Linked DNA regions of Homo sapiens: region 1 is linked to region 2. The links are chromatin contacts, found by Hi-C or POLR2A ChIA-PET in ENCODE. All regions are on one chromosome and are shown on one strand. The core of a region is the stretch at or near the end of the contact, and the rest is flanking DNA. Distances in the headings are between cores, read along the strand shown. Region 1 overlaps EEFSEC (eukaryotic elongation factor, selenocysteine-tRNA specific). Region 2 overlaps EEFSEC (eukaryotic elongation factor, selenocysteine-tRNA specific).

Region 1 (2,700 bases), core at 15-2,514, 52 kb after region 2:
AGACTGGCATGCTGGTGCTCTTGCAGGGGTATTGTGGTTGGGAGCCATTAGGGGTCCTCACTGGGGTGCCTTAGACCAGATACCTGGTGAGGCCCAGATATCCCTCCTTCCCATAGGGTCCCCTAGGGCTAGGGTGGAGGACTATCTGTCCTTCCTAGCCCTGAAGATTGCCAGGAATAGAGTTTGCTGACCCTGTTAGGGGCTGACAGTTGAAGTACATACAGGAAGACCTGCCTCTTCCTGAAAGTTTGTTCTGGGAAGGGGAATTTAGAGGGGAAAAGTGAATTAAGTTCTATCATATCTGAGTGTTCTTAAAATGTCAGCTATTGAGCCTCTAGAAATGACACATAAATTCTCTGCTAGGCACAACAGGTAAAGGAGAGTTTCAGAAGTTGTGCCAAGTGCCCCCTCTGGACTGAGCAGCAGGGCCCCAGACCTAAGTCAGACACTGGCTCCACCATCAGAACTCATGACCTTGTGGGACAGAGAGAGCCAAGGAAGTAGAGCACCTGTACACTGGGGGCACTTGAGATAGGGAGGGACCCCAAGGGAGGGTCTGGTTGGCTTTCTTGGAGACATGGAGGGCTCTGAGAAGAAAGAAATAGGTTTACTAAGTGGAAAAGGTAAGGGGAGGGTATTCCCATCAGAGGAAACAGCATATGCAAGGATTGGAAGATGCCATTCCAGACAGTTGGAATGGCAGACTGTTCTGATATTTGACATTTTTGTTCGAATTAGAATTGTCATGAAACAAAAACAGAAACACATCATACCTCCAATGTGTGTTGCTGCCATTTTGATGAACTATCAATCTCTTGCATGTACCTCCAGGCCTCTGCTGTGCCTGTCAGGGAGGGCTGTCCCCATGATGCCTGGGAAAATGGCTATGTCTCTGCCAGCCACAGACCAGCATGGGACATTTCGCTGGCTGCACCATGTGTGGTGTTTGTCCGTTGCTGGAATGTGCTCAGTTGAGGGGAATTGTTTCATTTGGTCATCCAGGCTCAGGTGAAACAAAAAGAGGCCAATGCAAAAAGCTGCAGCTGATTCCAGGCACCCCCAAAATGTTTTCTACTCAACACTGGCAGCAGTGCGATGTCCCCTCAGCCCTGCCTTTGGTGGTGTCCAACTACAGGAGCTGGATGGCCCTCTGGCTGCCTCTTGGGGCCTGGGAAGCAAAGGAAGCAAGTTCAAATCTGTCACCTGTTTGTAGTTTTCATAATTTTTGATTTGGCATTTTGATCAGTCTGTTTTTGGTCAAGGAAATGCATCCGTATCTCATAACAGGAAACCCCTTTTGTGATCTTTACTTCAAGGCATTTTTCTGTACTTCCCCCTACTTTTTTTTTTTTTTTTTTTTTTTGCTGGCAAATATACAGACCTAGTATGATATGTGTGTCTTATTAAAAGTTCAACATAATTCATTGCCATTGGTTTGTTTACAAAATAAACAATTCCAGGGCCTTCCAACAATTGAGGCTCCTTTTTTTTTTTTTTTTTTAAATCTTCCTTGGGGCTGGAACTGTGGTGAGAAGATGGAGAAGGACCCAAGTTTGGGAGAAGTCACGTGGTTCCATGCCTGCTTCCTGCCAGAGTCCCAAGCAGGTGACCCAGCAGTCAGCTGGGGAGGCAGACACCCCAGCATGGCCTGGACCCTGCTCTCCTCATTTATGTGAGGGTCTCAGTGGGGTGGTGGGAACCCAGGAAATTCTTGAACCTTCCTCAGCCCATTCATCCTCCTGCCCAGAGTCCCCATGGGAAGTATGTGCATAGGCACTAGCAGAAAAGCAAAAAAGGAATGCTTTCCAGCGTGATGTGGTGGGTTTGGTCCCCAGCCCCAGCCTCAGCTCTTGTGACTGAGTGACCTATAGGGCAGCTTTAACCTTTCCCCTGAGAAAGCACATGTTACCATGGTCCAGAAATCACCCGCTCATCCCAGAAGAGATGGAAGGATAGAGAGTGAGAGATTATCCAGGCCCTGGTACTGGGAGCTGAGCTTGCCTGGCTGCCTTTGGTGGGAGAGGGCCCTGGCAGAGCATGAGATTTCATCATCCTGAGCCCACACTAGGATGTCCCGATGTTGGAATACCCTAAAAGCTCTTCTCTTGGAAAACGTAATCCACGTAGGATCTTGAAATATGACCAGCAGGATGGGGCTTCCTGTCCCTGGTATGCAGAAAGGGTGAGTGGAGGCAGGAGGAAGGATGGTGTCTGAGCTGGCCACCCCATGTAGCTAACACAGTCCAATGCCACTCTGTCCTCATCCTGGCCACCCATAAGCCTTTCTTGTCTCCTCTTTCCCTTCCTACCAAGTCCAGCATTTGCAAGCCATCCTGATGCTGGCCCTTGCTTTTCTCTGTAGCCTCAGCTTTTCTCATTCTTCTACTGATAAAGCAAACTGTAGTTCTCCTGTTTTCTCAGCATACTCACCTTCATGGCCATGCACAGACCTGCAGGGCCTGTGTCTCCTCGTCATCCGCACAGGGGTATATCCATGTGGGCACCTCAGGAGGCAGCTCGAAGGTTACCTCCTCACTGACCTTCCTGCCCTCCACGCTACACACATATGCCCCTCCGTCTGTCTCTCTGGCATGTGACTACCACTGTGACCTTGCTGCAGTTATCCATTGGCCTTTGTGCCCCTGAGATGGCCTGAAAGACACGATTTGGATTTGTCCCAGTTGGCATAGGTGTGGCTTA
Region 2 (2,700 bases), core at 77-2,576:
CACTTTGGGAGCTGAGGTGGGAGGATCTATTGAGGCCAGGAGTTCGAGACCAGCCTGGGCAACATAGCAAGACTCCACCTCTACAAAAAAATTTTAAAAATAAGCTGGGTATGGTGGCATGCACCTGTAGTCCCAGCTACTTGGGAGGCTAGGACAGGAGGATCGTTTGAGCCCAGGAATTCAAGGCTGCAGTGAGCTATGATTGCACCACTGCACTCCAGCCTGGGCAACAGTAAGACCCTGCCTCTAAAATTAAAAAAATAAATAAATAAATAACAAATAATGGCACACATTTACCTACATAACAAACCTGGTCATCCTGCACATGTACCCCTGAACTTAAAATATAAGTTGGAAATAAATTTTTTTTTCTTTATTTTAAATGTAACATTTTTTCTCCTTCTTATAATGCCCATAGCTTTGACTTTTTTAAAAAAAAATCTGATTTTGAGGTTGCTAAAATATGTTCAAAGTATAATGTTAAGTTTCTCCAGCTGAAATATTTTTTTCTGAACATATTTTATTCCTTCAGTCCCAAAAGGAAAATTACACCTCACAGATAACTTATGCTTTGTTAAATGCTGACCCTTGTAAGTTTTTCATTATTTTTGAAATGATTAAGATATATAATTTACAGAATTGGAAATTGTAATTTTTAAATGTACTGAGAAACTTTAACCCTATTATAATTATTCTGCAAATCTTTTAAGGATACTATAGTCAGTACAACTAGATGAAAAACTCTGATAGATTGGGAAATATAGAGGATCATTTATAAGCCTTGATTTTTTTGTCTTGTGTTTCCCACCCACTCACTCGCTATGTCCCTCTAGTCTCAGAGCGATTTTCTACCCTGGGTTCATGGGAATTGGGAAGGACACTGTTTGATTCATTCTATGAAACTACTAGGGATTTTGAAAAAGGCAAGACGGGCCAGTTGTGTCACTTCCTGTCGTCTGATCAAAAGTTTGATGAAGAAAAGAAAGTAACTGAGAGCTGCTGCCAGGCAGCAGGCAGTTGCCTGGTGATGACCCCGGGTTTCCAGTGCTAGTCTGGTTCCCAGTGTGGCCAGTCAAGTCCCTCTGACCTCTGGGCTCCTTAGAAGTCCCTGGTGCTGGCTGCGCTGCACGGGGTCCGCTCAAGAGCCTGGCCTTTTGGAACAAAGACGGCTTTTGGATGCTGGATCAGGCTGCAGATGAAATCCCAACTGGCTCCTGAGTGTTTGGGTCCTATCTATGCTTAGTTTTCTGGGTCTGTCAATCAGTTTCATTTCCCATCCACAGGATCTCAATAGGCGTGAGAAGCAAGAGGGCCTGATGCGTGGAGCACATGAGTCATTCCCCTACTGGATAGTTGACTGGATAGTTGTGTATACCAATAGGAAATCGACTGTTGAAGAAGAGGAACAGATTCCTGGTGAATAAAGTAGAAGAGGCAGGGATATGGACATTTGCTGCATTAGTCCAGCAACGATGTATTAAGCTGTGCCCAAGCTGGGTCTTGTGCTGTGAATACAGATTGAAAACCCAGGCCTTGGTTATGAACCCTCAGCATGGAGCCGGGTGGGGCATCAAGGATCAGGGGCAAGTGAACCTGGGGCAGGTGTTCTGGGCAAAGCAGGAGCAGGGGCAAAGGCAAGGAAGGGAAAGGGGCGAGAGTCCACCTGGGTCCTACCTTGATCTTTAGATGGGAAGTGGGAGAGTTGATGGGGGGAGGGGGAGAAATTGTGGGCTGGGTCCCCACTGGGCAGGGCGGGCTGTGTGGCGTGGGAGTTAAGAACCTGGGCACCAGGGTTCAGATCTCTTCTCTGCCACCTACCTGCTGTATAACCATGAGCAGTCAACGGACTTCCCTAAAGCCTCGACTTCCTCATCTGTAAATTAGGGGCTAGGTAGTGGCAGGTGTTTAAGTTCTAGAGGGAACTTGGATAGTCAGAATTACTCTGGAGAAGTCCTTAAGGAACGCATGAGGTTGAGTGGCCTTGGTTCTGTGGGCACAGCTTCACCCACCGGAGAGGGAGGCCTGTGGGGCCAGTGCAGGATCCATTCTGCTGTGAAGGTGGAGACTGGAAAATAGGCTGGGCCCCCAACGTGTTCCTCCCTCCTTGTTCCCTGCTGGGCTTTATCTCATCCTGCCTCAAGACCCAGTCTCACAGCCCTGTGGCCAGTTCCCAGATTTACTGATGGTTAGGACCCGGAAGACAGTTGGGTGTATCTTCTGGGTAGGGAAGGCTTGGGCTCAGCTTGTGTGAGGGAGGCATGAGTGTCATGGGGCCATGGAGAGAGGGCGAAAAGCCCAGGAAAGGGTTTGTGGAGCACACAGCATGGTGCTTGGCACAAGGTGAGTGGGAAGCAACTGGTAGTTAAAAAACAGGGAGCCTCCCACAGCCACATTGGGGAGTCTTTTTTTTTTTTTTTTCCAGTGGACAGTGGGGCTCTTAGCATGAGAAGGGCATGGTCAGGTCTGTGTTTTATTGTATTATTTATTTATTTATGCACTTAAAATTATAATTTTATTTTAGAACAGATACTACACATCCCTGTTTAAAATGAAAAGGAACCGAAGAATGTACAGAGAATTTCCTTCCTACTCATCTTTGGTCTCCCAGCAGACAACCAAGTCATTAGTTTCTTTTGCATTCCCTCAGAGATATTTTATGTGTGTCGAAGCAAATACTTATGCAGTATGTGACACCCACAC

Evidence for each region. Hi-C counts contacts between places; a loop is a spot of excess contacts on that map. ChIA-PET counts read pairs that join two places held with the same protein, here RNA polymerase II (POLR2A). Pooled maps may share reads with other maps.
Region 1: a pooled map shows a loop between it and region 2 (4-fold over the local background). The contact joins two enhancer-like sites. A Hi-C loop is called at or near these places in 1 of 168 maps with a recorded cell type or tissue (CD4-positive, alpha-beta T cell), 1 of 37 single-sample maps with no recorded cell type and 4 of 50 pooled maps. POLR2A ChIA-PET finds 5 or more read pairs at or near these places in 4 of 52 experiments (A673, CD4-positive, alpha-beta T cell, Caco-2 and 1 more).

The regions. Positions count from the first base shown.
Region 1 is chr3:128,294,112-128,296,811 of GRCh38, forward strand. The region is part of intron 4 of EEFSEC (eukaryotic elongation factor, selenocysteine-tRNA specific); the gene reads left to right. Among named protein-coding and RNA genes, the nearest start is that of EEFSEC, 140 kb to the left of the region's middle. Within about 2 kb of position 1,265, at least 6 of the 41 ENCODE cell types and tissues checked have a DNase peak (open chromatin) inside an H3K27ac peak, as active enhancers do.
Region 2 is chr3:128,242,070-128,244,769 of GRCh38, forward strand. The region is part of intron 1 of EEFSEC (eukaryotic elongation factor, selenocysteine-tRNA specific); the gene reads left to right. Among named protein-coding and RNA genes, the nearest start is that of EEFSEC, 90 kb to the left of the region's middle. Within about 2 kb of position 1,327, at least 2 of the 41 ENCODE cell types and tissues checked have a DNase peak (open chromatin) inside an H3K27ac peak, as active enhancers do.